Linked DNA regions of Homo sapiens: region 2 is linked to region 1. Evidence: chromatin loops called from intact Hi-C (ENCODE). Cell type or tissue: K562. All regions are shown on one strand. Each heading gives the region's core, and the rest is flanking DNA. Links, peaks and the distances in the headings are about the cores only. Region 1 overlaps CORO2A (coronin 2A). Region 2 has its middle 5.7 kb from the start of HEMGN.

The links. A loop is a pair of places that touch in the nucleus more often than their neighbours do. Peaks named below come from ENCODE experiments on the same cell type or tissue, not always from the same donor. Only the 100,000 strongest peaks of a DNase experiment are listed, where the experiment ranks them.
Region 2: a loop joins it to region 1, with 4 times the contacts of the local background. A loop is called at or near these places in 1 of 110 quality-filtered maps.

Annotation. Positions count from the first base shown.
Region 1 is chr9:98,182,450-98,188,795 of GRCh38, reverse strand. The region is part of intron 1 of CORO2A (coronin 2A); the gene reads left to right. Among named protein-coding and RNA genes, the nearest start is that of CORO2A, 7.0 kb to the left of the region's middle. In K562, for the core only: a CTCF peak has its summit at 3,898; no DNase peak of the experiment used is centred there.
Region 2 is chr9:97,940,725-97,947,070 of GRCh38, reverse strand. It overlaps a transcript of HEMGN not described here. Among named protein-coding and RNA genes, the nearest start is that of HEMGN, 5.7 kb to the right of the region's middle. In K562, for the core only: no CTCF peak of the experiment used is centred there; a DNase peak (open chromatin) is centred at 3,520.

The sequences.
Region 1 (6,346 bases), core at 2,574-5,073:
GTTTTTTGTTGTTGTTGTTGTTTTCTGAGACAGAGTCTCGCTCTGTCTCCCAGGCTGAAGTGCAGTGGCATGATCCCGGCTCACGGCAACCTCCGCCTCTGCCTCCTGGGTTCAAGTGATTCTCATGCCTCAGCCTCCTGAGTAGCTGGGATTACAGGTGCGTGCCACCACACCAGCTAGTTTTTGTATTTTCAGTAGAGACGGTGTTTCGCCATGTTGGCCAGGCTGGACTCGAACTCCTGACCTCAAATGATCCGCTTGTCTCGGCCTCCCAAAGTGCTGGGATTACAGATGTGAGCCAACACACCTGACCTGTACTAGGTATTTTCTAAGTGCTGGGGAAAGGGGGAAGGCGCTGATATTAAACAAAATAGACCAGAAAGATCTTCCCCCAAAGAGCTTACAATCAGATGGGGGGAAGACAGATGAAAAACAATAAATAAAATAGATGAATAGGTGATAAATAAAATCAGTGATAAATGAGGTGGAGCAAATAGAACATAGGAGGGGTTAGGGTGTGTGAGGGGGCAGTTTTAACTAGGGTGGGCTGGGGGCCTCATTGAGAAGGTGATTTTTAGGCAAAGGCTTGAAGGAGAGGGGTGAGTCAGGCTCATTTCTGGGGAAACAGCCATTCAGGTGGAGGGAACAGCTGGGGCAAAAGCCCTGAGGCAGGACCATGCCTGGCATGTTCAGAGAAGCACGAGCTGGGACAGAGTGATGGCGGGAGAAGAGGAAGAGAGGAGCAGGCAGGCCCTGGGCTAGACTGTGTACCCCACCATGCTCATAATGGAATCCTGCGAGTGTATGACGGAGCTACTCTTTTTATCCCGCTTTTCCAATTAAGAAAACAAAAATACAGAAAAGTTACATGGCTTATTGAAACTGTGTCTCATGGAGAATCTAGGACTTTCAGCCAGGGTCAGCGGGGAGCCATGGAAGGCTTTTGAATTGGGTAGGAACATGGCCAGATTTGAATATTGGTGTGATTCCTGCGAGATTGCTATGGTCTGAATATTTATGTTCCTCCAAAGCTCATATGTTGAAATCTTACCCCATAAGGTGATGGTATTAAGAGGTGGGGCTTTTGAGAGGGAATTAGGTCAGGAAGGCAGAGCCCTCATAATGGGATTAGTGTTCTTATAAAAGAGGCCCCAGAGAGACCCTCACCTCCTCCACCACATGAGGACACAGTAAGAAGGCGCCATTCTATGACCCAGGAAGTGGGCCCTCACCAGACTCCAAATCTGCTGTCTTAGTCTTGGACTTCCATCCTCCTGAACTGTGAGAAATACATTTCTATTGTTGATAAAGCACCTACATTTTTTTTTTTTTTTTTTGAGATGGAGTTTCGCCCAGCCGCCTAGGCTGGAGTGCAGTGGTGTGATCTTGGCTCACTGCAGCCACCGTCTCCCGGGTTCAAGTGATTCTCCCATCTCAGCCTCCTGAGTAGCTGGGATTATAGGTATCCGCCATCATGCCTGGCTAATTTTTTTTTTTTTTTTTTTTTTTTTTTGAGATGGAGTCTTGCTCTGTCGCCCAGGGTGGAGTGCAGCAGCACGATCTCGGCTCACTGCAAGCTCCACCTCCCGGGTTCATGCTATTCCCCTGCCTCAGCCTCCCCAGTAGCTGGGACTACAGGCGCCCACCACCACGCCCGGCTAATTTTGTTTTTGTGTTTTCAGTAGAGACGGGGTTTCACAGTGTTAGCCAGGATGGCCTCAATCTCCTGACCTCATGATCTGCCCCCCTCAGCCTCCCAAAGTGCTGGGATTACAGGCGTGAGCCACCGCGCCTGGCCAAAGCACCCAATTTATGATATTTTGTTGTAGCTGCAGCAACGGACGAAGACAGGTGCAGAGAGATGGCTGTAGAAATAGTCCAGGCCTGGAGTGCTGCTGTGGGACCTGGGCAGTGAGCTCAGTGCTAGGGGAGAGGTTGGGGTCCAGGCCAGGTGAGCAGGAGGAGGATGAGGAGGAAGCCAGGCTGACCCTGGGCTTATATATTTAACAAACACTTATTAGCACTTCTTACCACCATCTAATATTTTATATACGTTAACCCAATCCCCATAACAACCTATAGGGTACATACTGTTTGTTATTATTTCTCCCGTTTTAAAATGGATATATTATATGTAAATGATATCTCATGAAGTTAATTTACAAAGAAAATACATTTTTAAAATTATAAACACTTGATAATGGAGAATTTCAGAAAAAGGCAGGAAAACAGACAAAATAAATTACCCATATCTTCTCCTCTTCTCATCCCACATAATCAATATGAACATTTACTTTCAGTCTTTTTTGTACTATCATTCCCATTTTATAGATGACAACACTGAGCCCCAGGGAAGTTGGGTAGCTAGCCCAGGATCATACATTCAATCTATGTCATCTGCCACCAGTGTCCAGGGCTTAATCACCTTCCCCTGCTGCCTGTAGTCCATCCCTGGAATGTCAGAGTTGGTGGGTTCCATTAAGATACCATCCCCCAAACCTAGCCCCTCCCCCCGCCAGCCACCCCTCTCCTGGCATCATTTCACAGATAGGTAAAGTAAGGCCCAATAAGAGATGGGGCCTTGCTCAGCATCTGTCAGCCAGTCAGGAGCAGATAGGTGAAGTCTCATTCAAATAAGAAATCGGGAGCTGAGCATTTGTGCAGGGTTGATATGACAGCTGCTTCTAGCCTGGCCTTGAGCCTGGAGTTTGTAGGGGCCCTGGCAAATGGCATGACCCTGCCCACAGGCAGTGCAGGGGCAGGCGTGTGTTCCCTGGGCCCAAGAGTCTTGTCCCTCTAGCCAGCCCTGGGTGGGAGGTGAGTTTGGGGCTTTGCCCACACTGCAGGTCCCCTGAGAGTTGTCTCCTGTACTCTGACTGTGCATTTATTTCTGGCTCTGGTGCCAGCAAACTCCTGGGGCTGCCTGCTGCCAGGGATGCAGCCCTGGCTTCTAGCCCCATCTCAGACACTGAGTGGCCTTGGGCCAGGGTCTCTCCTGGCCCACCTGCAAAATGGCATCATAACGGCCCCAGCCACAGGATGAAGTAAGAAGTGCAAGGGAAGTTCTTGCACAGGGCGTGGTCTATGGCGTGCTCAATAACTGGGCAACTCCTGTGGCTGTTCCTAAGGCTGCACCACGGTGTTGGCCCAGGCTGGGGAATTGAGCCCACTGCAGACAGAGCCCCCTCCTGCCAACCTCCCTTTCACACCTGGCTGACCAGGTAGACCTGCCTGAGAAATCAGATACGAGCCTCCAGCAATGGTTTGGAGTCTAAGATTGCGGACAACAAGGGATGCAGTGGAGCAAAAGAACCCAGGCCTCTGAAGAAGGAGAGCTGACCCCGCTGCTGATATGCTCCTTAGGCAAGTCTTGACCCTTCTTTATGACTCAGTGTCCTCATCTGTAAAAGGGGAAGAATAATTCCTGCCTTAGTCATTGTAATGATCTTCACCCCAGCAACCACCTATTGATGTTTTTCTAATGCTTGGGGAGTGTGAATGCAGACAAGCTAGACCCATCACAGCCGTGAGGGCCCATGGCCTGGCAGGGGCACTACAGTTATCATAGGGAAGCCCAGGAGCTGTGGGGCCTCCAGGAGGGCACCTAACCCAGCCTGGGGTGGAAGTGGGGGGTCATGGAAGGCTCCCTAGAGGAGCTGATGCCTGAGCTGGGTTGTTAGTGTGATTTGGAGACGGCCAGACTATGAAGGGTAGAAAAATAAGGGAAGATATTGGGTCAGTCACTCCACTTCTCTAAGCGTCAGTTTCTTCATTTATAAAATGAGGATAATAAATACCTGTTCTGCCTAATGTATAAGCTTGTTGTAAGGCTCTAAATTGGATAAAAGTAAGGAGGCGCTTTATGAACTACAAAATGCCAGGCACCTACCTATTCATTATTCATTGTGATTTCTGGAGCCCCTAGGGGTTAGGGAAATATCAGGCCAGCATCTGGGGCTGGGAGAACTTTCAGTTGGTTTTGAAAGGGCTACAATCAAATCGGACAGAGACAGACAGCCGCCATTAACCACACACCCCTTGATTTAAGTGCTCTGGAGTATTTCTGTGCCTGGGTGTGGCTTTGTTTGGTGGGGTCCCCGAAGGCAGCCATGGCCCCATCACAGATCACAGCCCCACTCTGAGGATGAGGAGGAACAACGTCAGACCCAAAGCACTACGTCCCTGTAGAGGCCTGGGACCTGCCAGGGATAGGGATAGAGGACGGGAGCACTGTGGGGCCGCCATGAAGAAACCAGTCTGTTTAGAGAGAGGGCCACCATGTCACGGTAAGAGAAAGAGTAGTATGTGTGGAATGAGACTGTTTGGGTTTGGATATGAGAAAAGAATCTTTCCCTAGCATGCAGACATAGCAAAATATTCAGACAGACATCAAGCTAATTATCACTAGGTGGTAGAATTTTGTTTTCTTTGGTCTTTTCTACATTTAAAATGTTTTGGCTGGGCATGGTGGCTCCTCCTGGTAATCCCAGCACTTTGGGAAGCCAGGAGTTTGAGACCAGCCTGGGCAACAAAGTAAGACATTGCCTCTATTAAAAAAAAAAATAAAATAAAATAATTTTATACTTGATAGATAATTTATTTCTGTAAAGATTTTGGTGATATGTGTGCAGTCATTCCTAAATATTCAGCTTCCAGGACACCCAAGGATATCAAAATCTGTGGATATTCAAATCCCTGATATAAAATAGTATAGTGTTTACATGTAACCTACACACACCCTCCTGTATACTTTAAGTCATCTATAGATCACTTACAATGCCTAACACAATGTAAATGCTATGTAACTAGTTATTATACTGTATATACATATTTTTAAGACAGAGTCTTGCTGTGTCACCCAGGCTGGAGTGTAGTGGCACAATCTCAGCTCACTGCAAACTCCGCCTCCCGGGTTCAAGTGATTCTTGTGCCTCAGCCTCCCAAGTAGCTGGGATCACAGGCATGCACTACCACACCCAGCTAATTTTTTACATTTTTAGTAGAGATGGGGTTTCGCTATGTTGGCCAGGCTGGTCTCGAACTCTTGATCTCAAGTAATCTGCCCGCCTCAGCCTCCCAAAATACTGGGATTACAGGTGCAAGCCACCATGCCTGGCCCATTGTACTGTATTTTTAAATTTGTATTTTTTAATTGTTGTATTGTTATTTTTCCTTAATTTTTTCGAATATTTTCCATCTGAGGTTGGTTGAATCTACAGATGCAGGACCCACAGATACAGAGGGCCAACTATGTATGCAATACAAGTTATAATGATATTTAGATAATAAAATACTCAGGCCGGTCTGACATCAGCAGGCTGCAGGGATGAAGTCAGCACTCACAGCATAAGGACTTTGGTAAGGCCTGGATGACATCCCCAGTGCTGGCCTTCGGAACAGTTGGGAGCAGAGTCCAAGGATGGCTTGATGGAGTCACACTGGAGGAGATGTCTGTGGGGGTTTCTGAAGGTGGGAACTAGGACTCTTTTCTTGGGACAAAGACTTGGGGTTTTGGGTGGCTGCAAGCACAGTAGCATTGTGACCAAACTGTCCAACTGTGGAACCTACCACATCAGTAGCAACAGAGGGTTGGAGGCAGAGGTGAGGGTCCTGCTGAAGTTTGGGCCGCTTTCTGAGCAAGACTAGGACAGCTGAGACAGATCCAGAGGGGCGCCAGGCCGGGGAAGGGCCTGAGCCTTCAAATTCCGTGAAGCTCTGGAGATCCAGGGTGAATGCTAGGCCTCAATAGACCCTTGTCCCTTAACGATTTGTGTTCTTGGTCTTTGATCCCATCTCACAGGCGTTTCAGCCTCTTTGCAAGGGAAGTAAAGAATCTAAGCTACTGCGGTATTTCATTCAAGGCAGGGCTTATCTGTTGTGAGATGTACCCTTATTTTAGAATCCATTAAGAAAGAAAAAGCAACAGAAACTGTAAGTTGCATCCCAGTTTCAGAGATGTTAAAATGTAAAAAGCTGTCTTGGAATCATTTGACATGTGGCGGGTCCCCAATTAGACTCTTAGTGTGCATTCACTCATGGAATCTTCACCATCGCATTGTAGCTAGATAGTCTTGTCCTCTTTTTACAGATAAGGAGGCAGGAGCCCAGAGAGGTTGAGTAAATTTGCAAGGTCACGCAGCCAGCAAGAGGCAAAGCTGGGCTTTGAACCTGGTCTAATTAGATTCCACTTCTTTTTCCTCATCCAACCCCACAAAGAAAAGGCTCCTGAGTCCTGGCCCTTGGGAAGAACAGAATCTCCACAATGCCAGCTCAGAAATGCTCCAGTGGCCTGGTCATTAAAAGCCTGGTACTCTGAGTAATGGGGGTGGGGAGTGTGGAGGAGGGC
Region 2 (6,346 bases), core at 2,223-4,722, 240 kb after region 1:
AACTTACAAGGGATGTGAAGGACCTCTTCAAGGAGAACTACAAACCACTGCTCAGCAAAATAAAAGAGGACGCAAACAAATGAAAGAACATTCCATGCTCATGGATAGGAAGAATCAATATTGTGAAAATGGCCATACTGCCCAAGGTAATTTATAGATTCAATGCCATCCCCATCAAGCTACCAATGACTTTCTTCACAGAATTGGAAAAAAACTACTTTAAAGTTCATATGGAACCAAAAAAGAGCCCGCATTGCCAAGACAATCCTAAGCAAAAAGAACAAAGCTGGAGATATCACGCTACCTGACTTCAAACTATACCACAAGGCTACAGTAGCCAAAACAGCATGGTACTGGTACCAAAACAGAGATATAGACCAATGGAACAGAACAGAGGCCTCAGAAATAACACCACACATCTACAACCATCTGATCTTTGACAAACCTGACAAAAACAAGAAATGGGGAAAGGATTCCCTATTTAATAAATGGTGTTGGAAAAACTGGATAGCCATATGTAGAAAGCTGAAACTGGATCCCTTCCTTACATCTTATACAAAAATTAATTCAAGATGGATTAAAGACTTAAATGTTAGATCTGAAACCATAGAAAACCTAGAAGAAAACCTAGGCAATACCATTCAGGAGATAGGCATGGGCAAGGACTTCATAACTAAAACACCAAAAGCAATGGCAACAAAAGCCAAAATAGACAAATGCAATCTAATCAAACTAAAGAGCTTCTGCACAGCACAACTACCATCAGAGTGAACAGGGAACCTACAGAATGGGAGAAAATTTTTGCAGTCTACCCATCTGACAAAGGGCTAATATCCAGAATCTACAAAGAACTTAAACAAATTTTCAAGAAAAAAACAAACAACCCCATCAAAAAGTGGGCAAAGGATATGAACAGACACTTCTCAAAAGAAGACATTTATGCAGCCAACAGACACATGAAAAAATGCTCATCATCACTGGTCATCAGAGAAATGCAAATCAAAACCACAGTGAGATACCATCTCACACCAGTTAGAATGGCGATCATTAAAAAGTCAGGAAACAACAGATGCTAGAGAGGATGTGGAGAAATAGGAATGCTTTTACACTGTTGGTGGGAATGTAAATTAGTTCGATTGTGGAAGACAGTGTGGTGATTCCTCAAGGATCTAGAACTAAAAATACCATTTGACCCAGTGATCCCATTACTGGGTATATACCCAAAGGATTATAAATCATGCAACTATAAAGAAACATGCACACATATGTTTATTGCAGTACTATTCACCATAGCAGAGACTTCGAACCAACTGAAATGTCCATCAATGATAGATTGGATTAAGAAAATGTGGCACATATATGCCATGGAATACTATGCAGCCATAAAAAAGGATGAGTTCACGTCCTTTGCAGGGAAGTGGATGAAGCTGGAAACCATCATTCTGAGCACACTATCACAAGGACAGAAAACCAGACACTGCATGTTCTCACTCATAGGTGGGAATTGAACAATGAGAACACTTGGACACAAGGAGGGGAACATCACACACTGGGGCCTGTCTGGGGGTGGGGGGCAGGGGGAGGGATAGCATTAGGAGAAATACCCAATGTAAATGACGAGTTAATGGGTGAAGCAAACCAACATATCACATGTATACCTATGTAACAAACCTGCACGTTGTGCACATGTACCCTAGAACTTAAAGTATTTATATATATATGTATATATATGTATGGTAAGATGTATATATATATATATATATGTATATATATGTATGGTAAGATGTATATATATATATATATATATATATATATAAAGATGTGCAAAAAAGTTATGTAACATTCACTACAAAAGAGGCTAAAATCAAGCATGGTTATAGCTCAGAAAGGAGAGACCACATCTAGGCAATTAAAGGGAATAGAACAGAATGGTTAAATCCCTAAACTTTACAGTCGGACAGCCTTAGTTTTGAGCCCTAATTCTGCCACTCATGAGTTTATGTGATCTAGGGATATAACCTCTTTAAACCATGGTTTTGTTATCAGTGAAATGGGGATACTATTAGTTGGAAAAATGAAATGAGATACTGCATATAAAGTGTCAGCTACCCATTATGAGTTTGTAGAGTGACTAAAGTCTCATCATATCATTGTCATCGTTGTCATCATCATCATCATCAAAGGCTTTGTGATTAAGGCACTCACTATCTGGATCGGCAGACATATGACAGAAGACTGAACAACCAGAAGTTATGAAGATAGGTACTGTGGGTGTTAGAAAGATTCACGGCAAAACAGGGAAGGCAAGTGGTACTATTTAATGGAAACATTGGGTAGTTCCAGGAAAGTAATGGGAAAGAACATTGGGAAGTTAGACTTAAATGCCAGACTGGGAAATTTAGTCTTTATTCTGCAGGCAATACTGAGGCTTTACAGGATTCTAAACATGGAAGTGACTGGTTCAGAGCCAGCTGTAGCAGGAATATTCTGGATGTTTGTGCAGGATGGACTTGGGAGGGTGAGGGCAGATGAAAGCAGATAGCCACTTAGGGAGCTTTTCCAATGCTTCCAATGAGAAGTTGAGGCCCCTCTCTGGGATGGTGGTATAGGACAGGAAAAGATGGAATGAGCATGTGGGACACTGGGAAGAAAGAACTGGCAGAACTGTATCTAGCTGAATGTGAGAGACAAAGTGAAGAGGCAGAGTCAAAGAGACTTCTGAAGGCTAAGAACTAGATGGCCAGGCATGGTACTACTATTCTAACAGAAATAAAGCACAGGGAGCCTAGTTTTAGGGGGGAACATATATTTGCTTTTAGTTATGCTAAGTTTGAGGTGCAGTGGGACATCCAGCTAATAAGTGATAACCAAGAAACACTTGGAAATGTGATCTTAGAACTCAGACATATTTATTTAGAAGACATCTGCAAAGAGGTAGTAGCTAAAAGTATATAGTTGGATCAACTGTCTTTGGGTAAGAGTATTAACTCAAAAGGATCAGGGACTCTTGGAAAACACCTCCCATACCTAGGGGAGTGAAAGAGAAGCCTGTGAGCAAGGAGGAGGAGAAGGGAGAGAGAGGTGAGAACACCACACCATCAGAGAGGCTCCACACCATCAGAGAGGCCAAAAGTGGAGCAAATTTCATGGAGGATAGGAGTACTCAGAGGAATTATAAGCTGCAGAGAGGTCAAAAAAGAAGAACTGAGAATGGACCACTGGATTTGGCCATTAGGAAATCATTGATGATTTATGAGAGAATGAGTGAAAGAAAAAGCTAGATTACATATGCAAAGCAATGAAATGGTGTAGGGGGAAAAGGAGACACTGAGAATATATTACTAGTTCAAGAAGTTCAGAAATGAAAGGACAGGGATAAGGGGGAGGCTCAAGGTGGGACCAGAATTGCTCTTCCCCAGATAAATGACCACTCATCAGTGTTTATTCAGAGATGTTTGTCTATACTCTAACAGAAGGAGCATTTGTGGGAGGATTCCAGAGGAGGGACTTTGGGACAAACTAGATTGAAAGGCAGGCTACAGCCATTCTAAGTTATAGAACATGTTATCTATATGTGTACAGCAGCATCTGTTTTAGCAGACAGAAGTCATTTATCATGCATCAACAGACTGAGAGAGAGGGGAACAAGAAACTGTCCTTCTCCTTCTCCACTTAGGAAAGCAAAGCTTGATCCAGTCTTTGAAAAGTATTTAAAAGCTTTGAAAAAGTATGTCAGCAAGGAAGGAATGCTAAGAAAAACAAGTGTCCATTGTGTTCCCTTCCATGACTTTTCCACCCAAATGTATTTTAGGAAATTGCCCAGGTGCATCATTAGAACACTCTAATATCACTATCAACACTGTCCGGGTTGATGGGACTTATATCTGCCGTGTTTTTCATTTTATAAAAAGCTCCCATGATCTCTTTTATCCTCACAGAATCCCCATGAGGTATTACCTTTCTCTATTTTACAAGGGAAGAAACTGAGGATCAGAAAGAATTAAGTGATTTTCCCCAAGTTACCCAGCCAGGAAAATGATAGAGCCCTGTACCCCTCATTCTTTTCAGTGTATGCTTTCATATAATATGGTCTTCACAGTATGGCTCTCTGACTATGGCATGACAAACCAAAGTGTACCAGGGCTCTCATCTCTCTGGTTTTGGAGGCGCTATAATTTTTATCAATATAGCCTTAAATGGCGTTAGCTTTGGGGCACTTTTACCCCGTCTTGTTTTTGACTAAACAGTATCCAGTACATGGCCTGAGCTATTTTTTCCTGTGCTCCCTTTTCACCCCCATCTTAAAGGGCCCTAGGGCAGAAGTTTCAGCAATGTGTTTCCTCCCTCCTTCATTTGCCCAGTTCAGTCAGGCCTCTGAAATGTATGACCAAATTCTCAATACTTACACCTGCTCCAGATGGTCAGGAAGCAGGAAAGCAACTCTCTCCCTCAATACCTAGTTTGTTCTAGTAGGAAGAGGGCCAGGCTGGGCTTGGTAGCTCATGCCTGTAATCCTAGCACTTTGGCACGCAAAGGCAGGGGTATTGCTTGAGCCCAGGAATTCAAGACCAGCCTGGGCAATGTGTCAAAACCCTATCTCTACAAAAAAAATACAAAAAATTAGCCAGGCATGGTGGTGTATGCCTGTAGTCCCAGCTACTTGGGAGGCTGAGGTGGGAGGATCACCTGAGCCCAGGGAGGTAGAGGCTGCAGTGAACTGTGATTGTGCCACTGCACTCCAGCCTGGGCAACAGAGTGAGACCCCATCTCAAAAACAAAAAAAAAAAAAAAAAAAAGAAGGAATTAGAGGGAATTGGAGGCTGAAGGCCCAGCTTCTGGTGCGAACTACCAGTCTCACTCTGTGATCTTAGTTATATCACTCAATGCACTGAGCACCAGTTTCTTCATCAGAAAAATGAGGACAATAATAGCTATGTTATAAGTCTGCTTCAAGGATCCAATGAAACACTTGTGAAACACTTGCTAGGTTTAATTTTCTGCTATAGCCATCTTGAAATTCTTAGCAATTTTTGAAGGAGAAGCCCTCTGTCTTCATTTTGCCATGGGTCCCCCAAAAATTATATAGCTGGTTTCATCTGCATGCCCTTGGCCAAGTTACTTCACCTCCATAATCTATAATTAATTTAAATGAATTGAATTGTTAGGAAATCAATTGTTAGGACAATTCTCAATCCTTCCTCTACTTTAGCAAAGTTTGACACAGTGGATTAGTCTCTCCTCCTTGAAACAGTCTTTCCTCTTGGCTTCCGAGACACTATATTTTTCCAGTTTTCCTCTGCCTCACTGGCTGCTCCTTTGCTGTTTTCTCCCTAACCTGTTAGCACATCCAAAATGAAACTCTTGATCATCTCCTCCAAGCCTGCTTCTCCCAATCTTCCTGATCTGTGAATGCTAACTCCATCCTTCCAGTTGTTCACAACAAATCTTTATCTTGATTCTTTATGTCTCACCCCATATTCAAGTTATAAGTTAATCCAGAATCTGACCATGGCTTCACCACTGCCATCATCCAAACCTTAATTATCTCTCATCTGGATCATTGCAATACCATTCTGATTGTTCTTCTTGCTTCCTCTGCCCCTGTCCCACATAGTAGCCAGAATAATTCTTTAAACATGTAAGTCAGATCGTATCACTCCTCTGTCCAAAACCATGCCATGACTACCCATCTCACTCAGAGTAGAAATCCTACAAGGGGCAATAATAGGCTTCTTCTCTGATCCCACCTCCTTAACACTCCCCTCCTTGGGCCATTTGCTGGTGCCCCTATACCTGGAATGCCCTCCCAGATATCAGCATGGCATATCTGGCCTCTCACCTCCATCAGTTCTGTTCACCTGTCACCCTATCAGTCAAGCCTTCTCTGACCACACTATTTAAAATAGCAGCCACCATCAACCTCCTTTTTCTTATCCTATTATGCCCAGCTCAGTTTTCTCCAAAGCACTTATCACCATCTGACACATTATATATTTTATTTATTTCCTTATTGTTTATCTCTCCCCATTAAAATGTAGGTTTCATAAAGGCAGGGACTTTGCTGTTCAATTACTCTATCTCTAACACATAGGACTGCGCTGGGCACAGAATGAATGACAGTAGAAAGAGCTCTGACACAGATGATGATATTGCTATTATTAAGTCACAGCAGCATCAAGCCCTGAGTGTATAAATTACTGTCCCAGGCTGCATGTTCATGAAGCAGGGAGTGAGGGCGATTATGGGGACTACAGTGAGCCAAGCCTCCCACCGGATCATACTGTGGAGACAGAAAAGTGAATCAGGAGCTGTATCTGCTCTCTAAGGGTTTGTGGCCTAGAGAGAG